2 separate regions of the Homo sapiens genome follow, and region 2 is linked to region 1. A link is a loop called in an ENCODE intact Hi-C map of the cell type or tissue named here. Cell type or tissue: chondrocyte. All regions are shown on one strand. Each heading gives the region's core, and the rest is flanking DNA. Links, peaks and the distances in the headings are about the cores only. Region 1 has its middle 83 kb from the start of LDLRAD4. Region 2 has its middle 34 kb from the start of LDLRAD4.

The links. A loop is a pair of places that touch in the nucleus more often than their neighbours do. Peaks named below come from ENCODE experiments on the same cell type or tissue, not always from the same donor. Only the 100,000 strongest peaks of a DNase experiment are listed, where the experiment ranks them.
Region 2: it touches region 1 in a loop (6-fold over the local background); 2 of 110 quality-filtered maps call a loop at or near these places.

Annotation. Positions count from the first base shown.
Region 1 is chr18:13,130,307-13,140,471 of GRCh38, forward strand. It overlaps the pseudogene LOC646203. Among named protein-coding and RNA genes, the nearest start is that of LDLRAD4, 83 kb to the right of the region's middle. RefSeq lists enhancers at 5,373-5,952, 5,953-6,531, 7,646-7,695, 7,704-7,998 and silencers at 6,376-6,425, 6,496-6,615. In chondrocyte, for the core only: no CTCF peak of the experiment used is centred there; DNase peaks (open chromatin) are centred at 4,615, 5,811, 6,719, 6,879 and 2 weaker places.
Region 2 is chr18:13,179,565-13,189,729 of GRCh38, forward strand. No RefSeq gene overlaps it. Among named protein-coding and RNA genes, the nearest start is that of LDLRAD4, 34 kb to the right of the region's middle. RefSeq lists an enhancer at 896-1,530. In chondrocyte, for the core only: no CTCF peak of the experiment used is centred there; DNase peaks (open chromatin) are centred at 5,569 and 6,526.

The DNA.
Region 1 (10,165 bases), core at 1,374-9,373:
TCTTTAAGAGATTCGCTTGTCAAGGTGGGAGAGGGGTGCAGTGAGGATGCTAACACCCCTCAAAAGAGAACCCGACTCTGGAGGCTGACAGCCAAGGCCTTGGGCTTTGGAGAGTGGCACTGAGTGAAGGTAGAGTTGAGCAAGTGAAGCCGCGGTTGGAGCCAGAATCCTCCCTGGTGTGTTCATGACAGTTCTCATCCTGCTGTGTCCTGTACCCACCCAGAAGATGCACAGGAGCACATGTCACTGGCGGGTAGGTTCTGTGAGCATGTTGGCATGGAGAGCCAGGCCAGGCAGCCCTCTTCCCAGTATGACTTAAGAGGGGGAAGGACTCCCCCAGCCCCATCCCCACTGGGTGCAGCCAGATTCTGCTTACGTTTTGGTTGCCCCATGAAATCGCCCTTCTGTCGAATCAGTGTGAGGAGAGGCGGTCATTTATGCCTTGCCGTGCACGAGACGCTGAGGCAGGGCAGGGAAGGAACGCACATCATCTGAGCAGACTCCCAGGGGCGTCCTCAGGATGTGTCCCACGTGGACAGAAAGGCTGCTGGGAGATCTGGGGAGGGTGCAGAGGCCAGGCCTTGCCATATCACAGTTTTGCAGAGGCCACCTCTGTCTGTGCGACGTGTACTTTTTCAGTCTTGGAAGTTGGTCTTCAGCAGCCACCCTGGCCCTGTCTTTATGGAAGTGTCTAGAGAGCTCCATGTGCTCTGCTGGTGGAGCCTGCTCGCCCTCGTCCTGTGTCTCTGCAGCCTCGTTTCCCCTCACTTGCTCCTCATGTCACATCCGCCCTCATACCCCTGGAGTGGGGCAGCTTCTTCCCAACTTGGGCCCCATCACCTCCTGTCTTCTACCAGGACACCTTCCCCAGCAGGAGGATGTCTCCTTCCTGCCTGCCAGGTCCTCAGGGAAGATGGCCCACCCACTAGTGAGGAACTGCTGGACGATTCTCTGTTGAGCGTCTGTTCTGCTGATTAAACCAGAAGTACCGTGAAGTAGGGACCAGGGCTGTGGTCACCCCCAAAGCCTTGGTGCCCAGAGCAGAACCAGCGTGTGGTGGGGCTCAGACCTTGTGAGAAAATGGATGCAATGTCCAGGGAGGCCTCTGTGTCTTTAGGCAATGGAAATGTCAAGAGGATGTGGACACTAGTTTAACATAGCAGTGCATTTATATTTCAAGCCAAACACACACCATGTGAGTGAAGAGACGCTTAAAACTGAAGTCGGGAGCAGGCCAGGACTGTTCACCACAGCTGCATACCACATGGCAGGAGGGGCCTCTGATGGCCACCTGGCCCTGGAGGACGGGAAGAGATGAGCTGCGAAAGATCTGAAAGAGGGAAGCCAACATGTCATTCACAGCTGACTTCATTGTTGATAGGGAATTCCAAGAGAATTCCTCCTGGAAATGATAAGCAGTAAGAGATGTGTACCTAGGAATGCGACGGTGCCTAATTGATACATACAAATCAATAGTCTTCCTATACATAAGGAAATAATGAACGACCAGAAAACAGCGGAAGACAAAACAGCAGAAATAAGTTTAGAAATGTGTGAAGTGTATACAAAGGAAACTGTCAGGTTCCTCTGGAGCACATCGGAGACTTGAGTAGGAGTAACTTACCGGACTGCACTGGGGGCCTTCTTCCGTAGCATGAACAGCACCCATGAGTGGGGATGGGGCTGGGGCCGCACCAGTCCAGGCAGCATTTCCCCCAGTGGAGGGGGAGCTCTGCAGGTGCCCAGCCTCCCACGCTGTTTCAGTAGCTTGTTAGGAACTCTCCCAGACACGGATAGTGGCCCAGCTGCCCATCCCTGCCGTCACTGGGTCTGAGCGTGGCCTGTCCTTTGTTTAAATCCTACATTTAGCTGGCCGGACTCACACCTGTAATCCCAGAACTTTGGAAGGCCGAGGGGGTTGGATCACGAGGTCAGGAGATTGAGACCATCCTGGCTAGCACGGTGAAATGCCGTCTCTACTAAAAATACAAAAACAAAATTAGCCGGGTGTGGTGCTGGGCGCCTATAGTCCCCAGCTACTTGGGAGGCTCAGGTGGGAGAATGGCGTGAACCTGGGAGGTGGAGCTTGCAGTGAGCCAACATCGTGCCACTGCACTCCAGCCTGGGAGACAGAGTGAGACTCCATCTTAAAAAACAAAACAAAACAAAAACAAAAACACCCTGCATTTAGCATATATCTATATTAAGATTTTACATGTCTTTTTAACTGTGCCAGAATTTTATGAGGGTTGGTATGGCAATTTTTCCTTATTTTTTTTTTTTTTGAGAGACAGGATCTCACTCTGTGACCCAGGCCGGAGTGCAGTAGCACGATCATAGCTCACTGTGACCTTGAACTCCTGGGCTGAAGTGATCCATCCTCCTCAGCCTCTCTAGTAGCTGGGACTACAGGGGTGCACTACCACACCTGGCTGATTTTTGTATTTTTTGTAGAGAAGGGGTCTTGCTATGTTGCCCAGGCTGGTCTCAAACTCCTGGGCTCAATGAATCCTTCCAACTTGGCCTCCCAAAGTGCTGGGATTACAAGCATGAGCTACCGCTTTGGCCCAATTCTTCTTGGTGTTAGTTACAAAGTTGCATAGATTTTGAGTAGTGAGCCCCAAACTCTCCTTTACCCATTAGCCCGATTTTACCTTGGGACTGTGAAGCTTATGAGGAACGCATATTTTGTGTTAAAGTAGAAGATAACAATAACTAAAGCTGTCAATTCTCCCTAAACCAATTTCTACATTTAATGCCATTCCAATAATGATAGCTACAAGGTGTTGATTCAAGTAGAAAACTGGTTCTTAGGTTGGCATGGTGGTGCCAACAGGACAGCCAGGATGTGCTGCAGAGGGAGAGTGATGGCATCTGGTTCTCCCGGGCCCACCACACAGGATGTCACTGTCAGCCTCCTGGTGCTGACATCAAGGTGAGGAAATGTGTGCTCCCTCGAAGAAATGGTGGGAGCCTCCACCTCGTCCTAGGCTTTCTCTCTGGAAGAGACCAGTCCTCAGGATTCACATGTGTCATCTTCTGCTGGTGGTCCATTTCTGCCACGTTTTGTGGTTGGGTTTAATTCAGGAGGGAAGCTATTACGAAGAAACATGGCAACAACTAAGCTTGTATGTCAGCCTCTGCCTGCTGGAATCCCAGGTCTTCTCTCAGTGGAAACTCGTGGAGCCACATGCAGTCCTAACAGTAATTAAAGCAGCCTGGGTGAGACTGGCTTATGAAAAGATCAGTGAAACAGAATGGAATCCAGAAAGACCCAAATACACACAGAAATTTAGATGGTAAGTGGCAACACTTCAGTGAGAAAGAGATGGGTTAGCCCAAAATATCTTCCAGGTGAATCACATGTAGAAATAAAACAGAGTCCCAGAAAAAAATATGGGAGAACAATTTCAGTTACTCATTTCCAATTAGAAACAAAACTGAAATTTTCTCTCACCAGCACAGCATATGAGTTGTCAGAATAGCCAGGTAGCTTCACACAGGAATGTCAGCTTTGCACACGAAGTGTGTTCTAATTTGGTGTACACCGTGAGAAAACGGAAGCTGAGCAAGCAAAACAATGTAGTTATCTTCTGGGCTGGTCACCTTGGAGGTCCTCTGTGAGAAAAAGACCTGGACAGATTTCTGTGGTCGTTTTGTGTCCGGAATTGGTGGGCTCTTGGTCTCACTGACTTCAAGAATGAAGCCGTGGACTCCCGTGGTGAGTGTTACAGTTCTTAAAGGCAGTGTGTCCGGGGTTTGTTCGGATGTGTTCGGAGTTTTTTTCTTCTGGTGGGTTTGTGGTCTCGCTGGCTCAGGAGTGAAGCTGCAGACCTTCACGGTGAGTGTTACAGCTCATAAAAGCAGTGCAGACCCAAACAGTGAGCAGCAGCCAAGATTTATTACAAACAGCAAAAGAACAAAGCTTCCACACCCTGGAAGGGGACCTCAGTGGGCTGCCACTACTGACTCGGGCAGCCTGCTTTTATTCCCTTATCTGGCCCCACCCACATCCTGCTGATTGGTCCATTTTACAGAGAGCTGATTGGTCTGTTTTACAGAAAGCTGATTGGTCCGTTTTGACAGGGTGCTGATTGGTGTGTTTACAATCCCTGAGCTAGACACAAAAGTTCTCCAAGTCCCCACAGAGCACTGATTGGTGCATTTACAAACCTTGAGCTAGACACAGGGTGCTGATTGGTGTGTTTACAAACTTTAAGCTAGACACAGAGTGCTGACTGGTGTATTTACAATCCCTTAGCTAGACATAAAGGTTCTCCAAGTCCCCACTAGACTCAGGAGCCCAGCTGGCTTCACCTAGTGGATCCCACAGTGGGGCGCAGGTGGAACTGCCCGCCAGTCCCGCGCCCTGCGCCCCGCACTCCTCAGCCCTTGGGCGGTTGATGGGATAGGGCGCCACGGAGCAGGGAGCGGCGCTCGTCCGGGAGGCTCGGCTGCGCAGGAGCCCACGGCAGGGGGGAGGCTCGAGCATGGGGGGCTGCAGGTCCCGAGTCCTGCCCTGCGAGGAGGCAGCTAAGGCCCCGTGAGAATTCGAGTGCAGCACCGGCGGGCCAGCACTGCTGGGGGACCCGGTGCACCCTCTGCAGCTGCTGGCCTGGGTGCTAAGCCCCTCACTGCCCGAGGCCGGCCGCTCCGAGTGCAGGGCCGCCAAGCCCACGCCCACCCGGAACGCGTGCTGGCCCACGAGCGCAGCGCACAGCCCCAGTATCGCCCACGCGTCTCCCTCCACACCTCCACACAAGCACAGGGAGCCGGCTCCGGCCTCGGCCAGCCCAGAGAGGGGCTCCAACAGTGCAGCGGCGGGCTGAAGGGCTCCTCAAGCGCAGCCAGAGTGGACGCTGAGGCCGAGGAGGCGCCAAGAGTGAGCGAGGGCTGCCAGCACCCTGTCATCTCTCAGGTTTTAGCTCAGGGCTGCTGTCCAGCACCCGCTCTTGCTTGGATACTTTCGGTGGTGTGGCTGCTGGTTACTGTATTGCACGACAAATGTTTTTCCCTCTTTCTGTTAGTTTAATAGCAATCTTAAGCCACCTAATTGGTTTTAAATGTTTCCAGTTATTTAGACCATGAAGAAGGCCATTGTTTTCTTGGGTGCTAAGGAGGGTGATGTGCCAGTTCCCTTCCAGAGCCTAAGCCTGAGGCTACCCCTAAAACTGATTAAAGATCAGTTACTAAAATATGTTAATCATGCAAAGATGACCAAGAGAATAAAATTAAAAAGGTGTAAACAGTATGTATAGTGTGATCCTTTTCTGTAAGGAAAATTACTCATGTTGGATGCAGGTGCACCAAGAACACTTCAGGGAACATCTGCAGGCAGAGAAAGCAGGGTGCCTTTGGGAAGGCGGATGGCAGGATGTTTATTGTTCACGTTATGTCTATCACGTTTGATTTTTGAATAATATGTATTATTTCTGTGGTCTGAAAAGAGAAGGTGGAGGAGAGAACGAAAGTCAGAGAATATAACCAACCCAACACACCAGAAGCTAGTGAAGCCCTGTGAATGGCTGATCCCAGGTAAGTTCCCATGTGCTAAGCTGGAATCAAAAGTGTGGGGTCTTCATGGGGCCGGGTGCATGCACAATTGAGTGGATCTGCTGCCAGCACGTGTTGTGTTGTGCCTGCACTTGGCGTGGCTGCACAGGGCTTGCATTGGTACCGGGCTAGGGCGGTCGTGGGGAGGGCCTGGGGAAGGCTGACTAGGGCCTCCACCGTGGGACCCAAGTCCCCAGACCTGGTTGCTTTACTGTATAGTCACAAACCAAATGGGGGTGCAGACGTTTTATGTTGGGCAACAATGGGGGAATCAGGTGGGTGTGCCCCGGCATCCTTGCTCCTCAGTGCGCAGGGCCCTCGAGTTAAAAGCAAGCGTCCCCGCGGGTGGGGATGGTCCCCTGGCGGCTCTCGGCTACACCTTCCTGCCCGGCTTCCCTGCGAGGCGGGCGGCAGTGGAACTCATTCCACAAAGGCTGCCTCTCACTGTGGCCGCCGTGTCACCAGCCAGAGCTGTCAGGTACGTCAGTCATGCTGCTTTGTGGTCATGTCACTGGCATAATCCCAAGATTAGGTGGCCACAAAGAGCCATGAATGAGGTGGTAATTGCGTTCAAGGGAAAAAGAATTTAAGAAAAAAAGACTTTACTTTCTCACAAGATTCGTGAAAGAAGTGACAGCTAATATTTTAAAGCTGGAGCAAGATAATTGTGGTGAGAGATCTTTGTGTGTTCTCTGGAAAATGCTGCATGCGCACAATGAATATTCAAATGCCATTTTGCGCTGTGAATACCAGATCGCCGGGCCTGAGGCCGTCTGCATGGGCCGTCGGCGGAGTCGGCCCGGCGGGCCGCGGGAATGAGCGGGCCACACGGAGGGCCTGGGCGCGCTGCTGGGGACGCCGGCTCCGAGCAAGAGGACAGCCGCCCCTCGGGAGTCGCTGGGAAAGGAGTCAGCGCCGGGCAAGCAGCCTGCAGCCTGTGCCAGGGAAACCTAGTCAGCCGTGCTCGGCTGGGGGGCTCGCTCCGCACTTTCGGTGCCAGAAAATGCCCAGAGGAGCGGGGCGGCCCCAGAGCCTCCTTTCGGGGCGCGAGGCCCGGCGCGTGTGTACGGAGTCCAGTCCCCCCAGGGAGTGGGGTGCCCGCACCTTCCCCTCCGCGCTCGGAGCCACAGGGGAGGCCCGGGCAGAAGCGAACCGTCGCCACCCTGGCGGGGCCTCGTGACTGCGGGTGCAGAACTGGGGGTCCCCGCCGGCGCGTGTTTCAGGGGTCCTGAGGCGCGCGTCTGCGGGGTTCCCAGGCAGCACCAAGAGGCGCCGGCCTAGGAGAAATCCGGATCGAGACAACTGCTGTGGCGGCTGGGCCGAGGCTGCGGTCGCGGTGGGAGGCGGCGCTGCTGGCGAGTCCACGCGGGGCGGACGGAGGCGAAAACAGCCCGCTTTCGCGGCGCAGGCAAAAGCAGGAATGGCGACCCCTCTGCGGGGGGACCTCAGGAGGAAACGTCTGGCTTGGGGAGTCCGCGCTCGGCGCGAGCTGTGGGGGCGGCCGGGCGCTCTGGGGGCAGTTCGGTGCTCCGAGCTCAGCCTCGTCTTGCTTTTCAGGGGTTGGAGGCGGAAGGGGGCAACGGAGCGAGCCCACTTCCGATGCACAGAAGCGCAGGTGGGGAGGAGGCCCGGCTGGGGAGGCTGGTCCCCGCCGCAGCCCCGCTGCCCCTATACCTTGGCTCCAGCGCCAGAGCTCCGCCGCTGCGCCCCTGGCTTTTTGCCTCTACCCCCTACCCTCTGCCGTCCCTCTCCTCCTAAAGCCAGTCCTTCCTGTTTCTCCTGGGGGCTTCCCCAGGGTGCTCATATATGTCCCGGCACCCCCGCTCTGGCGTAAAGAAAGGGCACCGCCGCAGGGCGGCCTGAGTTTAAGGGTCTGTCCACCAGACTCATGGTACTTTACCGCTCTGTGCCTCAGTTTCCTCATCTGAAAAGTAGAGCTCATATTAGCCCTGGGGCCTTGTAGGTGGTGAACATCAAATGAACTCATACAAGGGAAGGGGTCGTGTTACCGGTAGAGGGTCCTAACTGCAAGTTGTCCAGGTTGGCGTTTTGAACAAAGAATTGGACAAAACGTGCTGCAAAGCAAGGAAAAAAGGAAGCAACTAAAGCAGGGATTTATTGAAAACGAAAGTAGTCTCCACAGTGTGGGAGCGGCCTGAGCAGGCTCAAGGGCTGCGTTATACAATCTTCTCGGTCCAAATACCCGCTAGAGGTTTCCCATTGGCCACTCATGTGCTCCCTTCATGTAAATAAAGTGGTGGCCCATAATCGGTCTGATTGGTTGCGGAAAGCAGCCAACCAGAGGCTGAAGTGAAGTTACAAAGGTCACACTCCTGCGCAAACATCTGATTGGTTGCAAAAAGCTAACGTTAAGAGGCTAAAGTGAAAGTTACAAAGTTGGACTTCTATGCAAAGGAAGACTGGTGGCAATCAGTCTGATTGGTTGTGGACAGCCAGTTTCCCTTCGGCCCCACAGAAAAGGTGGGGGGTTTGCAAAGAGTAACCTCTGGTCCTTTTGTTACTTAGGCGTGGAAAGTTAAGAGTTTTCCTTTCAATATAGTTCTAGGAAGTCCGCGTGAAACGGCCTTAGGTGATCTGCCTCCATACCCTATTCTCCTGCCTCAGACCCGTGAGTCCTAGAAAGGATGGCCATCGCTGGCCGCCACATCATCGGGGTCTCATGAATCCCTGCTCTTGTACCTCGGGAGGCAAGGCTAGGCTGCCCTGGATTAGGATCTGCTGTTTGGAAGTGCCGTGTTCTGTTTTGGTTGTGCTCCTTTGGTTGTTTGGTGGGAGTTGGCGGGGCAGGGGCAGAAAGTGGCGCCCCTGGAGAGCCGCGGGCCCAAGCACTGGGGTGCAGCCCGGCTGTGAATCCATGCATTGAGCCGCCGTCACCTGCCCTGGTGTGGGTGCCTGTGTGTCTTGCTTTGTGGTCATCCTGGTTGCTCCAGCACACAGGTGTCTAATCTTCAAGGCAGAAAGAAGACGTGGTCACCCCCCAACCCCTAGACTCTGTATGTGTATGCAGTTTTCAGAGTGTTGTCTCAGGCGCTGATTGAGTGGGCAAGGAGAGGTGCTCAGCACGCAGGAACTGCAGCACCAGACAGGAAGTCACCAAAGAGGGAGTCCAGGTCAAAAGGGACTTGGAGACACAGCAGAAGCAACCGCAAAGTCTGAATCCTGACTCGAACAAGCCACCTGGCAAAAGACATTTTGAGACAAGAGAAATTGAAAAACTGACAAGGGGTTAGTTATTAAGGGAGTACTGTTAATTTTGTTGGGCGTGATAATGATAATTTTTTAAAAATTTATTGGCTGAGTGTGGTGGCTCATGCCTGTAATCCCAGCACTTTGGGAGGCTGAGGCGGGAGAATCATGTGAGCCCGGGCGTTTGAGACCAGCCTGGGCAACATAGCATGACCTCAGCTCTACAGAAAATTTTAAAACCTAGCCAGGCATGGTGGTGCTGCCCGTAGTCCCAGCTACTCAGGAGGCTGCAGTGAGCCATGATGGCCATTGCACTCCAGCCTGGGTCACAGTGAGACCCCGTCTCAACAAAATAAATAAATAAATGAATGAATAAATAAAATGTCCTTATGTTGGTGGAATACAAAGAATCAAATACGGATAAAATGATGTGTTGTCTTCTGGGATTTCCTTTAAATACTCTAGCAAAGCAATAGACAAAAGCTGGGAGGGGAACAATACATGAAGCAAAACTGAACAACGCTGGTAATTTTTTAAAAAAATTTTATTTGACATCCTGCAAAGCTTTATTCTTTACAGGAACAGTCAGTGCCCATCACTCCCTGTCAAAAGCCAAATAAGCTGCTCTCTCTAGAGGAGTGGCAGTAGTCCTGTGTGGTCCAGTGAGATCCAGAAGGTTCCAGGAGACCTTCAGTCCTGAGTCCCTTTCAGTCATCATCGTCTGAGTCTTGATTCTTCTGCTGAGTTGGATGAGCTCTCTGGCAGGTCGTCTCCCATCTGCTGGACCCTTCCTGACTGTACATCCCACATGTATTTGATGGTCACCTTAAATTCAGCCATCTCATACCCAGAAAGCATCAGAACACCAGCCTGCTCCGGGGCCAGCAGGTGGCCCTCCTTGCACACCTCATTGTCGGACAGCAGGGTCACCACACCTCTCTCAAAGGTGGTGGGCAGGCCCGGCTGCCTCAGCTGTGGCTTCATGGGGTGGGGAACTGCTCCAGGGGCCCTGGGTCCAGGCTCACGGTGAAAGCTGCTTTGTTACAGCTCAGCTGAAGTCCATTTCCGTGTATTCTGTGAACCACTCATTCACCTCCTCCTTCCAGTGGTTGGTGAACAGGAGATCCGCTTCACCCCTCAACCTTTTGCTGACCTGGTGCAGGTTGTCTTTGCACTCACCCAATGGGCTCCGACCCAAGGCCACCATCATCACCTTGTTTTTGCCAAAGAACATCCGGCTGTGCTTCCAGGCATTCCGGATGTCCTTCAGCTTGCTGTTCCACGTGTTGGCCACAGAGAGATGGAAAGGTACTTATCAGTGTCCACACGTTTCCGAAGCTCTTCTATCAGGTGTTGTTTCAATTCCAGGCCTTTCTTGGCAGTTTTGGTTAGGGACTTCCTTGTC
Region 2 (10,165 bases), core at 801-8,800, 49 kb after region 1:
GAATGTTCACAGCAGCATTATCCATGATAGCCAAAAAGTAGAACAACCCAAATGTCCATCAGCTGATGAATGGATAAACAAAATGCAGTGCATCCATATTGTGGCATATTCAGCCACAGGCAGGAATGAAGGGCTGCCACGTGCTGCCACACAGACGGACCTTGAGAGCCTTGTGCTTGAGTCAATAAGCCAAAGTCCGCATGTTATATGACCCCACTTCTGTGAAATGTCTGCAATAGACGAATCCAGAGAGAGTAAATTCGAGGTTGCCTAGGGTGGGGGTTGGGGAGGGTGGTGAGTAGGGGAGGTAGGTAAAGGGCACAGGATTTCTTTTTGGGGTGAGATGACATATTCTGAAACTGAGTGTGGTGCTGGTTGCACAGCTCTGTGACACAGTAAAAACAATCAAATTACATGCTTTAAATGCGTGAATTGTGTGGCATGTGAATTATAGCTCGTTAAAGCTGTTCTTTACAAAAGAGGTGCTAATGACCGATCACACCAATGAGTCTCCATGGCTGCTCTGCGAAGCCCTCTGTGCCCCAACCCATTTAGTGGCCCTAGTGATAGATGCTGCCATTTCTGTGTGAGAAAGCTTAGTGAGGTTCAGGAGCTTGTCCAACATCTTCCCATTTAGCCAGTAAGGGGCAGATCTGGTGATTAAAAAAACAAACCGAAAAAACCCTAGCTTTCTTATGGTGTAATTGACATATAATAAACTGCACCAATTTTTTTTTTTTTTTGAGATGGAGTCTAGCTCCGTCACCCAGGCTGGAGTGCAGTGGCATGATCTCAGTTCACTGCCACCTCTTTCTCCTGGGTTCAAGTGATTCTCCTGCCTCAGCCTCCCAAGTAGCTGGGATTACAGACACCTGCCACCACGCCCAGCTAATTTTTATATTTTTAGTACAGATGGGGTTTCACTGTGTTGGCCAGGCTGGTCTCGAACTCCTGACCTCATGATCCACCCGCCTCAGCCTCCCAAAGTGCTGGGATTACAAGCGTGAGCCACCGCGCCCGGCCAAACTGCCCCAATTTAAAGAGTACAACTGCCTAAGCTTGGGCACAGGTGTAACCCTGTGAAACCATCACCATAATCAAGACAATCAACATGTTGCAAAAGGGCCCCCAATTCACTCTGCCAAAAGGAAAAATACCAAGCTGAAAGCTGAGTCATTGAAGAAGCTGCCTTTCCTTTTATTCCTAAGCAGATAGCTACAGATAACAGGTTAAACGTCTCTGCAGGGAGCTACTCTATGTTCACCTTCTTTTATGTAAAGTGCTGGTTTACTTAGCAGGAGACCAGTACATACTTGACTATTGCCCTACCTGCTCCTTTTCTCTTGCAACATATGGATTACCATACCCCTCCTCTTTCCCCTCCAGCCCACTTTTCCCCTTTAAATATTAAAGCCTCAAAATCGTCTTTGGAAAAAGGCACAGACCACGGACTGCTTCTGGGATTCTGTCTTTTCTTCTGCCAGGCAGGTCCTTAACCTTGGCAAAATAAACTTGTAAATTGATTGAGACCTGTTTCAGATACTTTTTCATTTACAACATCCATCCCCCAGAGTTCCCTCCTGCCCAGTCCTAATCTCCAGCATCTCCCTGCCCCCCACCCTGTCCCCAAACAACTGGTGGTCTGTTTTCTCTCATTAGAGATTAGTTGGCATTTTTATATAAATGAAAACATACGGCATATTTCTTTTTTGTCTGGCTTTTAAAATTCCGTGGTGTTGTTTTGAAATTCTTCTGGGCCATACACAATATGCATGTCAATAAATCGTTCTTTCTGATGACCAAGTAGTATTCCACTGTATTGATTATACCACAATTTCTCTATTCATCTATTGATTTGGTTGTCTACAGTTTGGGACTCTTACAAATATAGCTGCTATGAACAATTGTGTACAAGTCTAAATGGATAAGCAGTCGTCCCCTCTTATCCATGGGGGATGCCTTCCAAGATGCCCCCCACAGTGGGTGGCTGAAACCTCCAGTAGTACTAAAGCTGACTGCCGGCCATTGGGACATGTCTCCACTGAGGACTTCCATCCACAAACTTAATGCTTTTTCCATCTTAGCCAAGCACGCACTATACACTGTGGCTGTAACTTTTGCAGTTTGAGGAGCAATAGCAAAACTAGCATGAATTTCTTTTTTCTTCTTCACAATTTCACACACAGACGCTTTGTTCTTACTGTAGAGCTCAGTGTGTGATTTTTTTCTTTCCTTATTAAGTCAAAAACGTTCACCTTTTCATTTGAAGGAAGCAACTGATGGCTTCTCTTTGGCGTATCCGAATTGCCAGCACTACTACTCTTGCACTCTGGGGCCATTCTGAAGTAAGACAAGGGTGACTTGAGCACAAGCACTGTGGTACCGTGACACAAGTCGATCTCATCCCGAGACGGCTCCTAGGTGGCGATGACGGTACGGACATGCTGGAGAAAGGAAGGATTCACACCCCACCTGGGACCGAGCGGGACAGGGCAAGCTGAGCGACGGTACTCAGAATGACATGGAATTTAAGACATGAATTGTTTATTTCTGGAATTTTCCATGTAACATTTTCAGACCACAGGTGACTGTGGGTAACTGAAAGTGCAGAAACAGAGATAAGGTGTGGCTGCTGTATGTTTCCTTTCTCCTGGGTAAATACCTGGGGGTGGAGTGGCGGGGTCATAAGGTGAGTCTATCAGAACTTCTTAAGAAATAGCCAGGCTGGCTTCCAGAGTGGCTATTCCTTGTTGTAGCCCCCACAGCCGGGGGTGAGAACACAGCGAGCATTTGGAGTTCAGCTGCCCAAAAGCAAAGACCACGAGGGCTACGGTCACGTGTGTGGTGGGGCTGATATGCCACTGGTGTGCTGACCCCGCAGCTCCTGCGGCTGCTCCCCTGGACCCGCCTCCACTAGAAGCAAACAGCCGAGGCCCCACCCTCGAAGGGGATGATCCCCCTTTCTCAGGTGTCTTTCTTACGGCTTTGGTGGGAGCTGTTGCTTGTCTGTCACTGTCTACCAGAAAGTAATAAAACAAATGAGCCAGCTGCAAATGAAATGGAGTTGAAATTAGGAGTTCACTTTTAGTAGAATAATTTGTTATTTTCCATTAATGTATGCTTACGATTAGGACTTTATATTTCCACCTATAATATATTTGATCTTTAAAGGTGTTCCACAGATGGGAGCTCCTTGATTTCCCATCTGAGCCTAGAGGGGGACACAGGAAACCACTGGCAGCTTCTGGGGCAGGGAGTGAGCTGGGGACGAGGAGATTGCCTCTCTGCCCTTGTTGTGATCATAGAACAGAGACCACATGCGTGTAGGTGCTTGAAATAAAGAGACAAATACGGCCGGGCACAGTGGCTCAGGCCTGTAATCCCAGCACTTTGGGAGGCCGAGGCGAGTGGATTACCTGAGATCAGGAGTTCGAGACCAGCCTGGTCAACATGGCGAAACCCCATCTCTACTAAAAATACAAAAATTAGCCACACGTGGTGGTGGGTGCCTGTAATCCCAGCTACTCGGGAGCCTGAGGCAGGAGAATGGCTTGAACCTGGGAGGCGGAGGTTGCAGTGAGCTGAGATTGTGCCACTTCACTCCAGCCTGGGCGACAGAGTGAGAGACTCGGTCTCAAAAAAAGAGAGACAAATACAACTTCTGTTGTCATCCTTTATTGGGGAAGCAGATGGTAAAAAATAAAAATGAATAGAGGTAGGCGCACATGACATTAGTTGCTGTGTAAAAGGAATAGGAAAGACAGATGAAAATTAGAGGAGTCAGACAGGATGCTGTTGAAATTAGGGTGACCATGTAATATATTTTTTTAACCAGGATAATTTTTTAAAAACTTTTAATTTTGAGATAATTGTAGATTTGCACACTGTTGCAAGAATTAACACAAACAGAATTCCATATGCCCTCACCCACTTTCCCCAGCGGAAATATTTTGCATAACTCATCTGCTACCACAGCCAGATAACGCATTGATGCACTCCCAACCCCGCTCAGAGCTTACCAGTTTCACATCAAACCGTGATGATTTTGAGAGTGTAAGAGAACAGAATTATAATTTTTCCCAGATGACAGATGTGAACTATGACTGCCCATGGTCTCCCGTGCTTTTTCTAGGAGCCTACAGAACCTGTTCAGGGAGATAGAAAGAAAAAGGGGACACAGACAGTTCCTGCCATGAGGACTTTCTGTCTACTGGAGGGATACCTCAGAATTCAGACAATCCTATGCAAAGTGGAATGTGTGAAGTGAATAACAGAGTAATAGGATGCAGACAGCATTAACCTCCACTTGAGAGGCTGGGGAAAGTGTCATGTTGGACAAGACAGCTGAGTTTGTCCTTGACCCCTGGGTGGCTGCCTCTTGCAGTTCCTGGCATAGGTTAGTGGCTAGGAGCCAAACTGTCCAGGCTGAAATCTTGCCTCTCTCCTCACTGCCTGTGTAACTGTGGGCAAGGCGCTTGACCTCTGAGCCTCCATTTCTCCTCTGTAAGAACGAAGGAGTAACAGCGCCTAGCTCGTGGAGGGTGGGGAGGGCTGCCCGAAACACACACACAGAGCTCAGAATGCATGCGGCCCTGAGGACGTGCGGATAAATGGCTACTTTGCTATCACCCACAGGTAGAAGATGCTTAATATGCATTCGTTGACTGGGCATGAAAGTGGAGAACCTGGCTAGCCATCGGGTGGGAGTGAATGGAATATTTAACTTGGGGTTGAGTTGGGCCTACAGAGAAGAGAGGTTGGGTGCATCGCGTGGAGCTGGGGAGAAAGGCTGTGGCTGGAGGGTTATTCTTGAGGACGGGACAGTGTGAACCTCGAGGATTCAGGTGGCCAAGTCAAGTCAGGTGAGAAGAGGATGCAAGACGGGGCGACAGTCTCTACTCTTCTGGGAGTTAAGAAGGTCCTGCAAGAGCTGATACTGCCCAGGTGGGTTTTTTGGGAAGCGGCTCTGGAACTGAGGCTGGTGCTCAGCAAGGGGACGAGCAGTGTGGGCCGGGGACGCTGGGCCACCTGCCATCTCCATGGTGGCCTCCGCCCATCCCTGCAGAGTGCTGTGGTGTGGATGGCCTTTGGAATTGTCCTGGCCATGGTGAGGGGGCCCGACCCTCACACTGCCAAGATGACAGATGGCTGGATGGGGGCTGTGCCTGGAAGGAGGGGTGATGGGGGTGTGAGGCCCTGTCTCCTGAGGGCAAGCCTGGTGTGCACTGAACATCTTTCACATGGGAATGTGGCTGACTGCTACGGGGTCTCCAGGAGGGGTGAAGGCAGAAGGGCCTGGCAGTGAGGAGCATGAGGACCTAGGAGCAATTGGCCATGGGGTTTAGGGATCTAAGCCTTTGGTGATGCCAGGGAGGCTGGGAGCATGGGAGGACATTTCCTTGTCAGTACACGAGGTGAGGAGGTGGAGGCAGAACCATGAAGGACTTGCGGCAAGGAGCCATGTGGCCCAAGGAGGCCTGGCTGGTGGAGTAAGGATTGATGAGAGGGCCTGCTAGGAGTGGGACACGAGGCTGCGCTGCCCTCACTGGGGGGTAAGACTTCTGCCCTGAGGCTTCTCTGTGCAGCCGGAAGGTGCACCCAGGCCTGCGCTTCCTGGAGCTGCCACCTCTCCCTGCAGGTTAGGCACCCGGACTCTGTGCCATGCTGGTGAGATCCTTGGCATTGGGAATGTAGTTTGTGCTGGAGCTGGATTCTGAGCAGCAGGAACTGGGCCTAGTCGGCTTCCCTGTTGCTTTCCAGAGTCTTCAAGGGCAGGGTGTCAGGCATCCAGGGAAAGAGAAGACACTTCTACCGACTGGCGAGCCCACACTGCCACAGTGGAGAGCCAAGAGGGCCTTCGAGACTCAAACGGAGAGGCAAACGTGGATCCCTTACCTTCTCACTGGAGAATCCAAAGGCTTCGCTACAGCAGAGAAGCCCTGTGCGTGGCTGGGCTGAGCTTTGGCGCCACGGTCCCATGTTGAAGCCTGGAGTGGCCACAGGGCACTTCTGATCTCCTCATAGGCCTCAGTTTCCTCATCAGTGAAACCAGGGTGGAGAAGAATGGTGTTACCTGCAGAGATGTTGGGCTCAGAGATGAGCAAGATCATGGAAGCAGAGCATTAGCCCCTAGGATGTTTGGTGCGTGTTTGCTGCTGTTACAATGGCTGCGGGTAGGTGAACCCATTTGTGTAAAGTTCAGCTGGAATTGACAAACTCTGTTTTTGTCATGATCAGCAATCCTGCTCCAAAACACATGGCTCCCACCTGGGTACCTCCCCTCCCTTCCTCTGGCACTGAGGGCTGCCAAGGTCAGGGGTTTCAGAAGGTGGCAGTGAGAATCAGCAGAGCCTCCACTGCTGTCAGCCAGCACTGCCCTGCATCCAAACGACACAAGCAGTGGTAAGGCCTCCTGGGTGGGTCAGCTGGCAAGGAGCCCTGCCCTTGCTGTGGGCTCTGGGGGCGGCCACAGCCACTCTACAGCAGCCACATGCAGGCATCCTCTGGCTGTGGAGCAGCCGCTGGCCCATGGCCGAATGTGCACTCGGCTGTGTCTCAGGGGACAGCCTGGCCAGGCGGAGTCCAGGTCAGTGGAGGAGACAGGCTTCTGTCACCCAGCCCAGGCCCAGGGAGAGTAAGGCATGGACAGGTGGCTAGCAGCCCCTACAGCAAGCAGCCAGGATGGTCCCCCTGTGCACAGGAGTAGCCTCTCTGAGGTCAGTTCTAAGCCACACATTCCCAAAAACAAGGCTGAAGGAGCCCCTCTGGGAGGTGGAGGCTCTCCCCTTATACCTAGGGGTCCTGGGCCCACCCTATCCCATCTGTGCCTGGCATCTTCCCCTCCTTGGAAGCTGCTATTCCCTGATTTGTCTCCCTTTGCCCTGGTGGCTCCTTTAGAGCTGGGTCACCTTTATTTTTGTATCCACAAGGCCTGGCACAGGTAGGGGTTAATAAGTCCACCTGGCTGTCCACCAGTGCCTTGGGCAGTGCTGGCCCAGGATGATCGCACCTCGCTGAGACCCTCCCGACAGCTCTGGGGCCCGACAGCTCAGCAAGTGTGCTTCAGGCTCTGCCCAGGGCCACGGTCGGGCTCAGGATGCAAAGACTCAGGAAGCCTCAGGAAGCCTCAGGAAGCCCCAGACTCGCAGCAAGGTGCGAGGTGAAAACACCTTAGGTTTCCACAGGGCCTTCATCCCAAAGACTGCCCTCGCATAAACTCTCCCACATTCAGCACCCAGGGGATGCTGCCAGATCAGTCATTCTCACCTCCACTGCAGGCCAAGGGCCCAGAGCTGCTGGACCATGGGTCAGAGGCAAGCAGCACCTGGAAGCCACACCCCTCTCTCCTCCCCAGCACACCCCCAGCTACGACACAGTGCCCCGCATGCCCCGAAAACCTGATGGAGCTTTTCAAATGCCTGAAAGGCTCACCTTGCTCCCAGGGGAAAACTGTGAGCCAGGTACACTCTGGCAGGGAGAAAATAAATCCTTCTGAACTTTGGTGCCCTTATTTGTTGATCACAACTCTCATGTATGCCTGTGGGTTTAAATGATGCCACTGTAAAAACCCATTGCATATTTACTGATTGGCGTGGGAGGCACCGCGCAGGGAGGCCTGGCTCCTGGAGGCTGACTGTGGAATTACTGTGGAAGGAACTGGAGTTAATAGTTCTTACCTGTGACTTTTAAACAAAGGCCATCAGAGAAAGGGGAGAAAGGGAAGAAAGAGATTTCATGGAATAAAGAAGCAATACTATTTTCCAAGTCATGCTGTTAGCTAAGAAAATTCTGTTTTCTATAACGTAACTCTTCATAGCATGCAGGTATAAGGATGACATGCCAAATATAAATACCATGATGAAAATGAGATATTCCTCCATATGCATGTATTACATTTTGTGAATTGTATAGTATGTGTTTTCTTCTTTGTATTTATAGTTCTGCAATAATTATTACCTCACTAAAGGATGTGAATGACATAAAAGTTGTAACCTGATTCCTAATTTTTTTCAGCTTACTTCTTGTATTTAGGAGAAATGTTTCTGTGTTTTGCCACTGAGGCGTCCTCTAGAAATGAACTGCCCTTCTCGCTCCCCAGAGGAGACTGTGTCCTGCCCAGCCAGATCACCGGGCCACTGTGGTCCCTTTGTGCAAGGGCCCTGGGGCCAGAGCCCCGCAGGAGTCTGAGAAGCTGTGCATGCCATAGACCAGGCTTGGAGGGAAAAGAGCTAGGAAAATGTTTTAGGCTCATTTTAGTTTCAAAATTAAGTTTTGAGATTCTTTTAACTATCAGACATTTCACTTAAATTTCATGTTAACAATGTTTTAGGACTCGATTCTAAAGCTACACAGGTACAAATACCAAGTAACTCAGGCACATGAAGCACTCATCGTGGCTTCATTTGTAAACGCAAAAGCTCTTTATGAGCAGGGGTCTGGCTGGGTGAACCACAGTCTGCCCACAGTGGGGCCGAGACCCCGAGGTGGGCCAGGGACTGCTATGCAAGGATGAAAAGGGAGAGCTCAGAACGTGGTTAAGTGGGAAATCAAGATGCAGAAGTGTGTGTATTCGATGCTCACTTTTGCTAAGAAAGGAAGAGAAACATGAGTATGTTCTAGCAACTTGCTTGTATTCATAAAAAGAAACACTGGAGGATAAACCAAAATCTGCCCGGGAGGGAAGGGACAGAGTGAAGAGGACAAGGATGTGAGATGGAGGCTTCTTTCAATAGAGCGTGCAATAGGATTATGACTTTGGGGTCAGGTAAGTACCATATATATTTTTAAAATACAAAAAGCAAGAACAACTCCTAAAAATTAAAAAGAAACTGAAATGAATGAACCTGTGTGGTTGTTGACATATGCACCCAGAGAAAATGGTTATTTTAAGAGACTTTAGAACACAGTATTTACACTACCCATCCTTAATGGAAATCTTCTAGACAGCAGCAGACCTGTAAGGAGATGGAACTTTAACCTCATTCAGTAGTCTTGTCATTCGTAGGAACATGGGATTGCTAACTGCTAAACCATTGCATATATAATAGATAAACCATTTTAGATATAAAACATATAATATAAATGCATGGGTACGTGTGTATTTTATATGTGTATTAAATGTATTCACAATTTTTACATATATATCTTGATAAAGCAAATAAATTAGGTTACAGTTCTTATCAAATAAGATTTTTAGAAGATAAAATATTATGATGCAAAGGTGAAATCCAAGTATTAGGTAAAGTCGTTTTGAAGTTAAATTTAAATCAGAAGTATTAGCTTCACTCATGATTTTGAAAAATTCATGTTTCCAGCTCTGTCTACTAAAAATGTCTGCAAGGAAATGTAACTCATTGACAATGGCCTCCCTAGAAAAAAATAGATATATGTACAAGTGTAGATATAACTGCTGTGTATCTATGATTTGGGGAATTATTTCAATGTTAATCTTGTTATATTAAACAATGTAATTAACAAAATAAAAACCAGAAGCTTATATTCAAGTTATGATGTCATGTCTATAATATACAAATTGAGCTGAATATCTGTAATTATTGTAGATTAGTCAATATGAATAATTCAATCCTCAACATACATTGTGTTTTATTTTTCATAATGATTAATTTAATTAATTATCAAATTTCAACGTTGTTTTTGTTGCATGGGTGGAGACTTTTACCACAATACTCTGTATTGCATCTATAGAAGAGTGCAAGTTAATTATTTAAATAATCTCTTCACTGGGCATGATTTAATATATGTATGTAAGCATGTACACATGTTATTTTCCTAGAAAGAATGATTAGAAATCTTGCTGACTCTAGAAATTTCATAGTCTGCTCAGAGAAAGTAATTTATTGACTTCAGTAGAAAATATGCTGCAGCAGTTTCTTCTTCTTTTTCTTCTTTTCTTTTTTTGAGATGGAGCCTTGCTCTGTTGCCAGGCTGGAGTGCAGTGGCACAATCTCGGCTCACTGCAACCTCCGCCTCCTGGGTTCAAGTGGTTCTCCTGCCTCAGCCTCCTGAGTAGCTGGGACTACAGGCACCTGCCACCACACCTAGCTAATTTTTTTATTTTTAGTAGAGACGGGATTTCACCATGTTGGCCAGGATGGTCTTGATCTCTTGAGCTCGTGATCCACCCACTTCAGCCTCCCAAAGTGCT